Linked DNA regions of Mus musculus: region 1 is linked to region 2. Evidence: chromatin loops called from intact Hi-C (ENCODE). Cell type or tissue: gastrocnemius. All regions are shown on one strand.

What was found. Peaks named below come from ENCODE experiments on the same cell type or tissue, not always from the same donor. Only the 100,000 strongest peaks of a DNase experiment are listed, where the experiment ranks them.
Region 1: it touches region 2 in a loop (7-fold over the local background); 18 of 42 quality-filtered maps call a loop at or near these places.

Annotation. Positions count from the first base shown.
Region 1 is chr2:130,064,254-130,072,253 of GRCm38, reverse strand. It overlaps the pseudogene Gm22424. Among named protein-coding and RNA genes, the nearest start is that of Gm24665, 18 kb to the left of the region's middle. In gastrocnemius, a CTCF peak has its summit at 3,837 (motif pointing left); a DNase peak (open chromatin) is centred at 3,828.
Region 2 is chr2:130,163,272-130,171,271 of GRCm38, reverse strand. No RefSeq gene overlaps it. Among named protein-coding and RNA genes, the nearest start is that of Snrpb, 12 kb to the left of the region's middle. In gastrocnemius, CTCF peaks have their summits at 3,197 (motif pointing right) and 4,643 (motif pointing right); DNase peaks (open chromatin) are centred at 3,214 and 4,775; H3K27ac peaks cover 459 bases.

The DNA.
Region 1 (8,000 bases), 99 kb after region 2:
GTCTACTGTGCTTCCTGGGCAACGTGCAGGGGCTTCTTTCCTGAGTACTTCAGCTGGCTAGGGGCAGGGTCAGCTCTTGTGCTCTCACATCCCCAGGGCCAGCTCTCCCATAACTCCCAGGCAAGGGGTGAGTCCAGTTCTGCACAGCTCTCTCAGACATCAAGATGTCCCAGAGTGGCTGCCCAGACCAGGCATGTCTGCCAGGCCTTTGGTTGTAACAGACTCCTGATGCTGTAGGGCCACAGACCCAGACATAGTCCCCAGTGACATCACAGGCCAGGACCCCACCATGGTCTCAGGCGGCATCAACAGCTACTCACATCAGGCTGTTCCTCACTACTTCTGAGTCTCCAGTTCTGACTCTCTTCATTGTGACCACATCCTCTATTTCTCTTTTTTTTCTTCCACTTCTCTACCACTTGCTTCTTTTATTCAATTGTTCATAGGTTAGGACACAGCCTCTCTCCTCTCTGCCACCTATTGATGCACACTGACACAGCAGCTACACATGTAAAGCCTTTTGGGGTAGAGAGTTTTATAATTTTTATCAAAAGATCAAAAGACATTCCATATAATCAGATTTATATATTTTTTTGAGTGTGCAATTTTTATTTCTGCTCCGATGACCTAGTGGTCAGCTACTGATCACGTATTTTCTTACACTCTTTGAATAGTATCTTAGTTACTGTGCTATTGCTGTGAAGAGACACCATGACCAAGGCAACTTATGAAAGAAAGCATTTCATTGGGAACTTGGTTACAGTTTCAGAGAGTTAGTCCCTGACCATCATGGCTGGAGCCTGGCAGCAGGCAGGCATGGCACTGGAGCAGCAGTTGAAAATTTCCATCTAATCTATAACCATGAGGGGTGTGTGTGTGTATGTGTGTGTGTGTGTGTGTGTGTGTAGAGAGGAGCAGGGAGAGGGAGAGGAAGAGGTGAGGGGAGAGAGACCGGGCCTGACATGAACTTTTGAAACCTCAAAGCCCACCTCCAGTGGCATGTTTCCTCTATGTTAGCCACACCTCCTAATCCTTCTCAAATAGTTCTGCCAACTGGAAACCAGACAATTCAAATATATAAGCATTAGGGGCCATTCCCATCTAAACCACCATAAATAATAGTAAGTCTTCTCACCTTTTGCTAAGAGACTCATAGTTCTATAACTCTGCTTTAACCTTCATGTCCTCCTTGGATTACAGATGGTGGAAAAAATAATTAGTGGCCTTGAAGAGAGTCCATTGAGATAATCCCATCAGAGAAACAAAAGGAAAGGATAAAGAGAAATGTAACTGTCTGACACCATTGAGCAAGGCATCAAGACCAGACAGATGAGAAATATTAGGGATTGCTCTAATTTTCTGTGAGCATCGCCTCATGTTTACATGACACAGCCATAGATGAATGATACAGATATAAGGATAGAGATCTATAGATGATATAGAGATAGATGATGTAGATATTGATTACATAGATAGGTATAGGTAGATGATATAGATGCAGACATAGCATAGGTACAGATATATCTCCATCCTCAGGATTAAGCTAGATCTTTTCATTTCAGACATTTTATTTCCAAAATCTTACAGTTTTATCAGACTCTTGCTTAGCGCAAGTGACATCACTGTCCCAGGCTGAACAATTGCTGATGACTGCTTTGGCAAAAATCCCAAGGACAGGATTTCCCTGCAGAAAAAGCTTCAGCTCAGACAAGATGAGGATAACTTCAGGAAATGGATCTTTCTAGATCAAACAATAACAATATTCTACAGGGAACTTTCTTTCCACACTGCCCTCCTCCCTACTCTCTCCCTTATTTCACTGTGTTAGGAATGAAACCCAGGGCTTTACGTGTGACAAGCAAGCACTCTTCCATCTGGGAAGCTTTCTGGAGTGCCAAAACCTGACCACTGGTGTAACTACTATGACATCTTGGTTTTAAGGCTTCCATAGAGAATGGGGAAGAGAAATGGATCAAGAAATAAAGTCACAAGTCTAGACCTTTACTGAGATTCAGCAAGGATTTTTGTTTTTTGTTTTTTGTTTTTAGTTTGTTTTGAATGAGTGTCTATCAGCTTGCTATAACTTTGGTTGATTTCAAGAACTTTGCAAATCTAATCTCACAAAGTTTGACAGCGCTTTCATTGCTTTGTAGAGGACCTCATTACTGAATTTCATCTCCTGAGTGTGTGTTTTCATGGATGTGTATATTTTATCATGGAACATTTTAAACATATATAAAGTATGGGCTAAGACAATACAGCCCTATGTACCTATCTGGTTTAGTCAGTGTTTTATTGCTGTAAAGAGACACCATGATGATGGCAACTCTTGTAAAAGAAAGCATTAACTGGCTCTTGCTTACAGTTTCATTATTGTCATGGGGGGAAGCATGATGACACATAAGCAAACATGGGAGCTGAGAGTTCTACATCCAGATCCAAAGGCAGCAGGAAGAAAGAGCCACAAGACCTGGCTCGGGCCCCTGAAACCTCAAAGCCCATCCCCAGTGACATACTTCCTCTAATAAGGCCACACCTACTCCAATAAGGCCACACCTCCTAATCCCTGTCAACTAGCACCACTCCCTAATGACCAATCATTCAACACATGAGCTCATGGGGACATTCCTATTCAAACCACCACCTGTGGTAAGATGCCCAGGCAAAAGAAAACCAAGGGCAAGGCATGGTGGTGCATGCCTTTACTCCCAGGACTTGAGAGGTAGAGACAGATGAACCCCATGGCAGCCTGATCTATATAATGAGTCCAGCCTAGCCCAGGATACATAACAAGACCTTGTCAAAAACCAAAAACCAAACCCAAACAAAATAACTCAAAGCCCCCAACACTGAAAGGAGAGAGGATTTGTTTTGGCTCACAGTTATGTGTTACAGTCCCAGTTCTGTTGCCGGGAAGGTTTTGTGACAGAAAGCTTGAAACAGCTGGGTCACATTGCATTTACAGTCAAGAAGCAGGAAGCAATGGATGGACACATGCCATTGCTCTCCTCCCTTTCTCCACCTCTGCTGTCTGGAGCCAGCCAGGGAATGGCACCACCAATTAACATAAAGTAACACACACACACACACACACACACACACACACACACGTCCAGGGGCCCATCTTCTGGTAACTCTAGTCTCTGTCAAGCTAGCAAGGAGAAGGCACTCTGAGATGCCTTTAAGGATCCGACAAGGTTGTGCTCCCAGTTGCACACATGTGGATGCTGTGCTGGGTCCTTGATGTTCTTTTTTTTGGGGGGGGGGTATTTATTTCATTTACATTTCCAATGCTATCCCAAAAGTCCCCCACACGCTCCCCACCCACTCCCTCACCCACCCATTCCCACTTCTTGGCCCTGGCATTCCCCTGTACGGAGGCATATAAAGTTTGCACAACCAATGGGCCTTTCTTTCCACTGATGGTCGACTAGGCCATCTTCTGATTCATATGCAGCTAGAGACACGAGCTCTGGGGAGTACTGGGTAGTTCATATTGTTGTTCCACCTATAGGGCTGCAGATCCCTTTAGCTCCTTGTTCTAACTAAAGTCACAGTCAGAGAATGAAAGTCTAAAGCACAGTACAAGACGATTGGGTACGAAAGCAGCAGTGACTGGGACTAGTGACAGATGGATGCTAGAGTGCTCAGTACACATCTAACCTCCACCAACACCAACACCCTGCCCTTCCCATGTTGGAATAAGGTATTTGTGCAATTTTAAGAAGTTTCCAATGTGCTTTTAATCCATTCTTTAGGGCCTTGGTTCTCAGTCTCGATTGCCCATTCAAGTCACTGGTTTCAGGGTAATTCTAGTCTAGCTCTCCCTCTGCTGGCTACCATTAATATTACAGTGAGCTGTCCCTCTCCTTCTCATCCTTAGCATGGATAGAAAGTTACAATGGCTATAGTTTCTTTTTCTTATGTTAATAAACAACTTTATTCTGGTCACCACAGCGGGAACATTCCCAGCTAAATGCACAGTGAAGTGAGGTATTACTGTGTCGATACAGGAGCCAATGAGTTACACGGGACAGAGTATGAGGAGACAACACCAAAGTTGTGGGGTTAGACCAGGACAGAGGCCCTAGGCTGATGCAGAAAGGCATATCTTCAGCATTTGTATTGCTTCAGTAATGTTAGGGGAACAGATAAAAAAACTAGAACCAGATTCTATGACATCTTGAGTAATGCTGCTTTGCACACACACACACACACACACACACACACACACACACACACAGAGAGAGAGAGAGAGAGAGAGAGAGAGAGAGAGAGAGAGAGAGATATTTCAGGAGATTCTAGTGACACTGCCACAAACAAGCAGCTTGCTTTTCACCACTTCCTCAGTTTCACCCATGCCTGAACTCCCATCTTTGAACCAAGTCTTGATGAAAGTCTCATATAAACAATGAAATTAGACAGCAATGGCTACATCCTAAGGGCACCAGGCATCTCTGGCTAGCTAGCCTCTAAGAGTGATGGATGCCTCGTCTGGAGCATAATACAGAGGATGAGTAAAAGCAGTAAATAGTCTACAAACTGCTGGCTAAATATTCTGTCTGCAGGTGTGATCTGAGCCCACCTCCATAGCTCTAGGAAAGAAACCAAATCAGAATAAATAGCTTTCTCTACAGCATTCCAGGAAGGACTGACAAGATGTTGAAGGTTAACTCACACAGTATTAACATTTTTCTTTTTTTTCCCCATTTTTTATTAGGTATTTAGCTCATTTACATTTCCAATGCTATACCAAAAGTCCCCCATACCCACCCCCCCCCCACTCCCCTACCCACCCACTTCCCCTTTTTGGCCCTAGCATTCCCCTGTACTGGGGCATATAAAGTTTGCAAGTCCAATGGGCCTCTCTTTCAAGTGATGGCCTATTAGGCCATCTTTTGATACATATGCAGCTAGAGTCAAGAGCTCCGGAGTACTGGTTAGTTCATATTGTTGTTCCACCTATGGGGTTGCAGTTCCCTTTAGTTCCTTGGGTGCTTTCTCTAGCTCCTCCATTGGGGGCCCTGTGATCCATCCAATAGCTGACTGTGAGCATCCACTTCTGTGTTTGTTAGGTCCTGGCATAGTCTCAAAAGAGACAGCTATATCTGGGTCCTTTCAGCAAAATCTTGCTAGTGTGTGCAATGGTGTCAGCGTTTGGAAGCTGATTATGGGATGGATCCCCGGATATGGCAGTCTCTAGATGGTCCATCCTTTCGTCACAGCTCCAAACTTTGTCTTTGTAACTCCTTCCATGGGTGTTTTGTTTCCTATTCTAAGAAGGGGCAAAGTGTCCACACTTTGGTCTTCGTTCTCTTGAGTTTAATGTGTTTAGCAAATTATATCTTATATCTTGGGTATCCTAAGTTTCTGGGCTAATATCCACTTATCAGTGAGTATATATTGTGAGAGTTCCTTTATGATTAGGTTACCTCACTCAGGATGATGCCCTCCAGGTCCATCCATTTGCCTAGGAATTTCATAAATTCATTCTTTTTAATAGCTAAGTAGTACTCCATTGTGTAAATGTACCACATTTTCTGTATCCATTCTTCTGTTGAGGGGCATCTGGGTTCTTTCCAGCTTCTGGCTATTATAAATAAGGCTGCTATGAACATAGTGGAGCATATGTCCTTCTTACCGGTTGGGACATCTTCTGGATATATGCCCAGGAGAGGTATTGCTGGATACTCTGGTAGTACTATGTCCAATTTTCTGAGAAACCGCCAGACTGGTTTCCAGAGTGGTTGTACAAGCTTGCAATCCCACCAACAATGGAGGAGTGTTCCTCTTTTTTCACATCCTCGCCAGCATCTGCTGTCACCTGAATTTTTCATCTTATCCATTCTGACTGGTGTGAGGTGGAATTTCAGGGTTGTTTTGATTTGCATTTCCCTGATGATTAAGGATGTTGAACATTTTTTCAGGTGCTTCTCTGCCATTCGGTATTCCTCGGGTGAGAATTCTTTGTTCAGTTCTGAGCCCCATTTTTTAATGGGGTTATTTGATTTTATGGAGTCCACCTTCTTGAGTTCTTTATATATATTGGATATTAGTCCCCTGTTCGATTTGGGATAGGTAAAGATCCTTTCCCAATCTGTTGGTGGTCTTTTTGTCTTATTGACGGTGTCTTTTGCCTTGCAGAAGCTTTGCAATTTTATGAGGTCCCATTTATCAATTCTCGATCTTACAGCACAAGCCATTGCTGTTCTATTGAGGAATTTTTCCCCTGTACCCATATCTTCGAGGCTTTTCCCTACTTTCTCCTCTATAAGTTTCAGTGTCTCTGGTTTTATGTGGAGTTCCTTAATCCACTTAGATTTGACCTTAGTACAAGGAGATAGTAAGGGATCAATTCGCAATATTCTACATGATAACAGCCAGTTGTGCCAGCACCATTTGTTGAAAATGCTGTCTTTTTTTCCACTGGATGGTTTTAGCTCCCTTGTCAAAGATCAAGTGACCATAGGTGTGTGGGTTCATCTCTGGGTCTTCAATTCTGTTCCATTGGTCTACTTGTCTGTCACTATACCAGTACCATGCAGTTTTTATCACAATTGCTCTGTAGTACAGCTTTAGGTCGGGCATGGTGATTCCACCAGAGGTTCTTTTATCCTTGAGAAGAGTTTTTGCTATCCTAGGTTTTTTGTTATTCCAGATGAATCTGCCGATTGCCCTTTCTAATTCGTTGAAGAATTGAGTTGGAATTTTGATGGGGATTGCATTGAATCTGTAGATTGCTTTTGGCAAGATAGCCATTTTTACTATATTGATCCTGCCAATCCATGAGCATGGGAGATCTTTCCATCTTTTGAGATCTTCTTTAATTTCTTTCTTCAGAGACATGAAGTTCTTGTCATACAGATCTTTCACTTCCTTAGTTAGAGTCACGCCTAGGTATTTTATATTATTTGTGGCTATCGAGAAGGGTGTTGTTTCCCTAATTTCTTTCTCAGCCTGTTTGTCCTTTGTGTAGAGAAAGGCCATTGACTTGTTTGAGTTAATTTTATATCCAGCTACTTCACTGAAGCTGTTTATCAGGCTTAGGAGTTCTCTGGTGGAATTTTTAGGGTCACTTATATATACTATCATATCATCTGCAAAAAGTGATAATTTGACTTCTTCCTTTCCAATTTGTATCCTCTTGATCTCCTTTTGTTGTCTAATTGCTCTGGCTAGGACTTCAAGTACAATGTTGAATAGGTAGGGAGAGAGTGGACAGCCTTGTGTAGTCCCTGATTTTAGTGGGATTGCCTCAAGCTTCTCACCATTTACTTTGATGCTGGCTACTGGTTTGCTGTAGATTGCTTTTATCATGTTTAGGTATGGGCCTTGAATTCCTGATCTTTCCAAGACTTTTATCATGAATGGGTGTTGGATTTTGTCAAATGCTTTCTCAGCATCTAACGAGATGATCATGTGGTTTTTGTCTTTGAGTTTGTTTATATACTGGATTACGTTGATGGATTTCCGTATATTGAACCATCCCTGCATCCCTGGGATGAAACCTACTTGGTCAGGATGGATGATTGTTTTGATGTGTTCTTGGATTCGGTTAGCAAGAACTTTATTGAGGATTTTTGCATCAATATTCATAAGGGATATTGGTCTGAAGTTCTCTATCTTTGTGGGGTCTTTTTGTGGTTTAGGTATCAGAGTAATTGTGGCTTCATAGAATGAGTTGGGTAGAGTACCTTCTGTTTCTATTTTGTGGAATAGTTTGTGAAGAACTGGGATTAGATCTTCTTTGAAGGTCTGATAGAACTCTGCACTAAACCCATCTGGTCCTGGGCTTTTTTTGATTGGGAGACTATTAATGACTGCTTCTATTTCTTTGGGGGATATGGGGCTGTTTAGATCATTAACCTGATCTTGATTCAACTTTGGTACCTGGTATCTGTCTAGAAACTTCTCCATTTCATCCAAGTTCTCCAGTTTTGTTGAGTATAGCCTTTTGTAGAAGGATCTGATAGTGTTTTGGATTTCTTCAGGATCTGTTG
Region 2 (8,000 bases):
GTGCATCAAGACTAGTGGTGAACCATGGAGGTGTTTGGTTTCTTGGCATGCAGTGGTAGTTCTGAAGTCACATTAGCAGGGGTGAAGAGTCAGTGATCAGTCCCATTATCCTTTCATGATCAAACTGGGAACAGAAGGAAATTCTGAATAATAAAAATCCCTCAGCTAAGGCTGGGGGATGTGGCTTAATGATGGAATGTTTGTCCAATATGTGCAAAGCTAGATTTGATTCCCTGCACTGTCAGGGTGGGGAGTGGCTGCACAGCCAACATGAAGCTGCTGCTGTGGCTGTTCACTGGGTGCTGGAAGCTGTAGTTAGGGCAGTGGGAAGAAGACGTGTGGCTAGGAGAGTAAGGAACTGCAGATGATAGGATTGTGTGTCCAGGAAGGTGCAAGTCCATAGGCAGCCAGTGAGTGAACACATTGAGCAAAGTTGTAGGGTAGAAATGGATACAAGTTTATACCAGTGTCAGTCTGGAAAGGAAACTAATAGTTGGGATAGTGAATTGAGTTCTCTAGAACAGAGCTTACAAAATGAATTATAGAAGGGGTTTATTAGATTGGCTTATAGACTGTTGTCCAACTGCTCCAACAACGGCTGTCTATCCATAGAAAGTCCAAGAATCCAGTAGTTTAGTCCACAAGGCTGGATGTCTGTTTTCAGTATTCACCACAATCCCAAGGAAGTGGCTCTCTTGCCAGCAAGAGTAAGAAGGCAAAGGGCAAGTTTCTGTTTTTCATGTGCTTTATATAGGTTGTCAGCAGAAGGCCCAGATTACAGATGGATCTTTCCACCTCAAAAGATCTGGATTAAAAGTGGGTCTTCCCAGGTCAAGTGATTTTATTAAGAAAAAAAATGCCTCAGGTGCACCCAGTTTTTAGTTAATTGTAAATTTAGTCAAGTTGACAACTAAGGTTAGTGATCACAGATAGCAACCAGAAGAATAGGCATCAAAGAGGTCTAAGGTTTCTGAAAATGAAAAATTGTGAAAGGAAATGAGGAAAGATGGGTTGGAACATGATTATTAAGCGAGTTATACCACTTAAGTGAGTTTGATTCTCCTAAGTCTAGTGGAATAGTTAAAAGAAACATGCTAATTTTGTGTACCACAGGGAGTCTTGAACAGCCACAATTTTCAAAGTAAGATGTTTAAGGTCTAGGTAGCTGTCAAAGCTGTGGTAGAGTACAATAGCTGCATCTAGGCATGGGCTGAATAGAGATGGGAATTGAGAGACGCCCTGGACTATGGAGGTAAGCTTGAAGGTAATTAAAAAAAGCATCTCAAACAGGTAATGTTGAGACAGGAATGACCACAGACCTCTACTGCACTCCATTCTCCTCACTCGACAATCTAGAAAAGGTAAAAAGATAGACTGAGTATAAGGAATACAAACCATTATTCACTATTTATGATGGTGGGTTTTTAGGTTTGACACTGAAAGCGTAAGCAACAACAACAACAACAAAAGTTGCCAGGGACTTCATCAGAATTGTGAAATTTAGTGTACCAAAGGATGAAGGGAAAAATATTTGCAAAACCAGTGACTTGAAGGAAAATGGAGTCCCAGCATCCAGTGCTTGCCACTTCTCTGGGTGTTCGTTCCTTTTTGTTGTGTTTTTATATACTCAAAAATATTTTTTTTTATATTAAGATAATTTATGTGGGAGTATCTTGGCGGGTGTATGTTCCTAAGTATACTCTCCCTGCCCAGTTTCTCCAGAGGTTATATTAAGATAATTTATGTGGGAGTATCTTGGCGGGTGTATGTTACTAAGTATACTCTCCCTGCCCAGTTTCTCCAGAGGCCAGACCAGGTGCCATATCCCTTTGTGAGTCACTGTCGATGTTAGGAACAGAGCCTAACTCCTTTGCAGGAGCAGCCAGTGCTGTTAACGCTGCACCGTGTCTTTAGCCTAGCCTTTAATTATTTAAAATTAAATGTAGTGTGTATATGTGAAAGTGTGAACCGTGGTGTGCACATGGAGGTCAGAGAACAACTTGTGGGGGTTGTTTCATTCCTTGGTCTTAAAGGGTCATCTGGCCAGCACTTTTACCTGTTGAACCATCTTAGCAGCCCAGAAAGAGCTTCTCTTTGTTGCAGTCTTGGAGATTGAACCTGAAGACCTTGGCCATGGTTGGTAATTGCTCTACTGCCGAAGCCATGTCCTCAGCCCTCTTTATTTTGAGACGGTGTCTAAGTTGCCCACTTTAGCTTTAAATTTACTTAAATTCAGACAGACCTTAAGTTTAGTCCCCACTTGCCAATTCCCGAGTAGCTGGAATTACAGGCTTGCGCTGTCAAAAACATCTCAGATCTTTATATATAAACATGATGAGTGAAGTACCACTATTAACCAGTTCTCTGTGACTGGACAGTTAACTTATTTTTTTTTCACTAACAATGAGATGGCTTTAGCTAATTAAATGGAATTTGAGTCAAAGGATGTAAACATTTTAATTATCAAGAAAGTTGATTAAAGTTAATTTCCTTGAAAGTGAGTCCATTTGCCCTGTTACATTGTTAGACACAACTGACAGTTTACTAGGTCCTCCTTAGAATTGGCAGTTATCAAGGAAAAAGTCTACTATGGCAGTTGGTATGCAAAATTATATATGTATTGTTTCTCTTTTGCACTGTGAAGTTAATGTCATCGATTGTGTTGAGGAAAGGTTTGCGGAGATAATCACCTATGCTGACGAGTCTTTATAATGATTGCCACTGGTCCTCTAAGGAGGACCTAGTAAACTGTCAGTTGTGTCTAACATGTAACAGGGCAAATGGACTCACTTTCAAGGAAATTAACTTTAATCAACTTTCTTGATAATTAAAATGTAGACCAGGAGTGGGAACACTTTGGGAAATTCATATTCTTGATTTCTTTTTAATAACCACAAATCAGGTAGTCATGACTTAGAGTATATGGAAATACTTTTCTTTGGATTTTCCAAATTATTAGCAGTATTTCTGATTTAAAGTCTGGTGTTAGAAGTAAGGAAATTGCTGAGTCCAGGCGCACCTACCAGTAATCTATCTCAGGAATGAGTTGCTTATGGGAAGAGCCTGCTTTGAGAGGAACAAAATGAAAGGGGAAATTTACACTGAATATCATTTGGAGCCTTTTAAATATGTACATTACCAAGTTTTGAGAATCAGATGCATTTAAAATGATGAACTTGGAAAGTCCAGATCCACCAGGAGGCAGCATTGCACCACTCTGTGAAGAAGACTTGGACCTCGAGTGTGGGCCTGGATGCCAGGACTTGGAGTTTGTGTCTGTCTCCATTTCTCTCTTCGTCTTTTTTTCCCCTCCACTTTCCTTATAACACTTTTTCCCTTGCTTTAGGAGTCAGATCTGTAGCTTTAGACTTAGCTATGGAGTTGTTTACTCTTGTGTATGTTATATCTTTCTTTCTGTTTAATAAACCAATGTTTAGCTGGGCATCAAAAGAGAAACAAGTGCATTGCCAGAATTCCTTACTAAGGGCTCTAAGCTTTACTTACAGAGTGGGTTGGACTAACAGACTGAGAGTCAGTTTTAGGTGGGGGATTTTTTAGTAAAGTTGAGCATACACATATTCTATGATTTAGCATTTTCATACTAAAATATATGCCTGATAGAAAAATGTTGACATAGTCTCAAAAAGACAGACATGAGAATACATGCAAAGCCGTATTCATAAATTGGACACTACCTAAATACATATCAACATTAAATTAGACAACTTGTATATTTGTACAGTGGAGCATCTTACACCGTGGGTCTGCAGCAACACATGGCAGTTTGAATCTTCTCTACAAGTTGTCAAGTAACAAATGTCAAAGTTCAAAGTCAAAACATATGAACAATGTATAAGAACTAACTTCTGTGACGGAGGAGCCGGACTGGATAACTTGACACAGCACTTGCAGGGGGCTGGTGATGCTTTATTCTTGATCTGAGTCCCGGTTCCCCTTGTGTGTGTGTGTAGGGGGGAGGGAGTGGGAGAAGGGGAGGGGGAGGAGGAAGGAGGAGGGGAGGGAGCGGGGGTGGGGTGGGGTGGGGAGAGTTGGTTTCAGGGTAGCCTCAAGCTCATCTTCCTGTCTCAGCATCCTGAGTGCTGCATATTTCTGACATGAATAAATTTCTGTGTGTACATAAGCCCTAAAGGGATTGAAGAGCCAAGAGATCTTGGGGGCAATCTAAAGAGGAGTGCCATCATGGGAAGTGTGTTGCTGTCCAGATGATAGTGGCTGGTATTTGTCCGCTCTTGCTATGTGCTCCTAATGTAAAGCAGTGCATGTATATTTATTGAGCACCTACTGTGTGCTAGACACCATTCGTTTCTAGGCAACTCTGCTGGGTCCACAAGAACGAACAGAACAGAACAAGCTCCTGTCCCGGAGGAGCCTGCATTTTAGTGGAAAGTGAACGGATATGCAAATGAGCGATGCTGAGTAATGGTAATCACTGGAGGAGATGGACTGTCTGGGATACCGTTCTGCTTCATTATAGTCGACTGGAAACAAGATGAACAGGTGCCTGTAGGAAGCTAGAGAGCTTTCACTCAATACAGAGGTGCTGGTCTTGCTGTATAAAACAGCTGGAAGGTTTCCTGTCAGCTCCAAATCCACTCTCCCCTTTTTTCTTCTCAAGACAGTTGTTTAGGTTTGTCAGTAGAGGGTGCTGGAGAGACATTGTCAGAAGAGACTGTCCCTTTGCAGCCTGGGTGATTTCTCTGACACCAAAACTTGGCAGGAAAAGGGGCTTTTGTGATGCACAGCGGGCACTGGCACTAGGCAGCTTCCTCTGGCACACTTGGGGGGGTGGTGTCATGGGGTCTGAGGGAGGAGGTTCCTCAGTAGTGCTTTCCTCTGGCAGATGTGTAGCAAGTTCTGATAATGAGATGCCCAGTGGCTTCTATACTGAGCCACAGCCTCCTTGTCCAGCCTGGCCTGGCTCTCAGGCTTGGTGGTGATGGTGGACAGGGGAATATGCCCTTCCTTGGACACTGTCTCAGCCATAGACATAATAGCTGCTCTAGAAATCTGCACTTTCGCTCTTCGCTGGTGCTATTTCTTACTAACGAATCACCACATAGCTCCTGTGTCCCGAGGACACATGGCTGATGCAGGAGTAAAATGAGAACCACAGCTGAAGTCAGAGGAGCCAGGGAACCAAGAGTGGCACTTGCTTTCACTGGGAGTGGGATGGGTACCTGTGAGATAGAGTGTCCTAAGAAGGGATTGGGGAGGCTGAGAGACACAGGAAGGTCCATTGACAAGGTCCCTGCAAAATTCCTAGCAAGATGATGGTATGGGTCCCCGTGGAGGTGGTGATGATGTGAGCAGGGTCTGCTTGTCTGTGATTAGAATTTGCGGTTGGAATTATTGAGGTGAAGAAAAAATAGGGACAGTAAAAACTCAAGGCTTTTCACCTTAGCAGATGGAAGAACAGAGTTTCCATTTGTATTTAGTTGGGATAGGGACAATTCTGAGATTCAGTTTTGGGTAGATATAGGGTTTTCATCTTAAAATAGATTGACCTAGGAGCTTTGGAATTTTTTTTTTTTCTATTGTATAAAAACTGTGTGTTTGGTAAAAATGACTCTTTGGATTTCAAATTTTGACCTGCTCCTAGTCTAGTGTGTGAAGTGTTGACAGCAGCTCTCAGCCTCCATCAGCGGCACAGTCACCAGGGCAAATAACCACGGGGCAGCCCACTGTGCTGCATGTCTGCGCTTTGGAGGTTAGGGCAGTAAATGTCTTCAACTTCTGAAACAAATTGAAGCAGCGTTGGAGTTTACTAATGAATAGTTCTAGACAGATTTAAAAATGAGTATACACAGGTCAAGAGCATCATCATCTGGTGATATTTTTGCAGTGAGTTGCTTGGGTTGTGACTGCAAAACAACTTGAGGGGGCATTGACCTACATTCCACATACTAGACTGGGGAGCATCCATTTAAGGATTCCTGTTTGACTTTAGTAAAAACAATGAAAATGAAGGGTGGCTTGGGCTAGAACTGAGGTCTCTTCTGTAGACTGAGCATCGGCTGTGAGGAGAACAGGACACACAGCACATGGCATGTTCAAGGCTGGTAAGATAAAACTAGAGAAGCCCGTGTCACAGCTAGCCTAAGGTTTCCATACTAGCTGGGACAACTAGATAGACCAGTCAGCAATCTCAAAGAGCTGGAAGATGAAAGCCAAAGAAATGCTTGTATATACTGGGGATAAAGGGAGCTTCATCCAGCTCTACTGCAGGGATGCATTCTTTAGCCCAGAGAGCTCGATAAGGCTGTGAGCAGCCTTGAGTCTCTTGGTATACCAGTTGGCTACTCCTCCTTCAGTAATGTGAGGTCTTGAAAGTAAGAAGGAAGGATGATGTCAGCTTGGAAACAGCCTGAGCTTTTAACGTGTTCTTGAGACCTAGCAAAGGATGTGGGATTTACTGGCTCTCTTCAATTATACGCTTGCCTATATAAGTTATCATCTCGGGCATCTTTGTCAGAGCAACAGAAAACCGATCGGCAGCAATCAATACACAAGTCTTTTAGTGGCTCAAGATTTTAGATTTAGCAGACATAGACTTCAGTTATTATGAGTGTGTTGATCTGTCAAAACTGTAGTCAAAACCACAGTGCTACACACGTCCTTCAAAAACACACATGGGACATTCTTGAGGATAGATCATGCTGGGCAGTAAAATAAATCCCAATTACTTTTTAAAAGTAAGATTGTTGTTTTGAAATGACAGTATATTCACATGTAGCTCAAACCAAACCAAACCAAACCAAACCAAACCAAACCAAACCAAACCAAACCAAACCAAACCAAACCAAACCAAACAGTACAGGGAGATCCCCTGTATCCTGTACATGGCTTGGCTCAGTGGTAACATCTTAATGCTGTAGGCCCATATTACAGCTAAGATTTCTGTTTGATGTGGTCATGACAGAATAGTCCTAGGAGCCTCCTCTATAGCCACACACACTCCTCCCACTGTGTCATAGATGCTGGGCAACTGGAATCTGTTTCCATCCCTGTTATTTTTTCATCTTAAGACTGTTTTAAATGGTATCATAAAGCCTTTAGAATTGTTTTAGGTAGGCTCTCAAATCCTCCAGGTGGCCTTGAACTCGATATGTAGCCATGACCATGTAGCTGCCATTTTCCAAATGCTAGGATTACAAGCATGTATCACCACATCCAGCTTATGCAGGGCTAGAGACACAGGGATTTGTGCATGCTAGGTAAGTACTCTGTCAACTAAATGACAGCCTCAGCTCTAAGACTACCTTTTAAAATAAAAATTAACATAATTCTATAGCATTCTTTCGGGTGTTATTGATGTCAATAGTTCCTTTTCAAGACTGAGTAGTATTCCACAGTGTGGGTACACTACAAGTAGTTTATGTACTTACCACATACTTAAATACTTGAAGGACAGACATGTAAATTGTTATTCTAGTTGAGAGTTATTATGAATAAAGCTGCTGTAAGCATCCACATACAGATTTTTGTGTGAACACCATTTCACATTAAATAAACAGAATTACAATAGTTGGGAATTGGTTTCAATGCTTTGTCTTAGTTTGGTCCCCAAAGCCACGCTCTAGTCCTGAGGGACCCTGCCCCCAGCTGGCTTTGATTGGTAATAAAGAATTGCTGTACAGCCAATGGCTGGGCAGGGAGACAGAGGCAGGACTTTTAGATTTCGTGGGCCAGGGAAGAGAGAGGAGAGACAGAGAATCACCACGATGGGGAAGCAGAAAGATGAAACTTAAAGTCCCACTGGCATGTAAGAATCTGGGAAAGTGGCCCCTAGGGTCTGGGGTAGCTGAGGGGAAATATAGATTTTAAAAGATGCTAACTCAGGAATACCAGAGGGGGGTGTTTGCTAGCTTTGGGGAGGTTTAGAAGTGCTTAGCCATTGAACTAGTCAAGGCATATCAAAATTAGCTGGCATGCACCTGAGTGTGTGTGTGTGTGTGTGTGTGTGTGTAAGCCCACGCTTG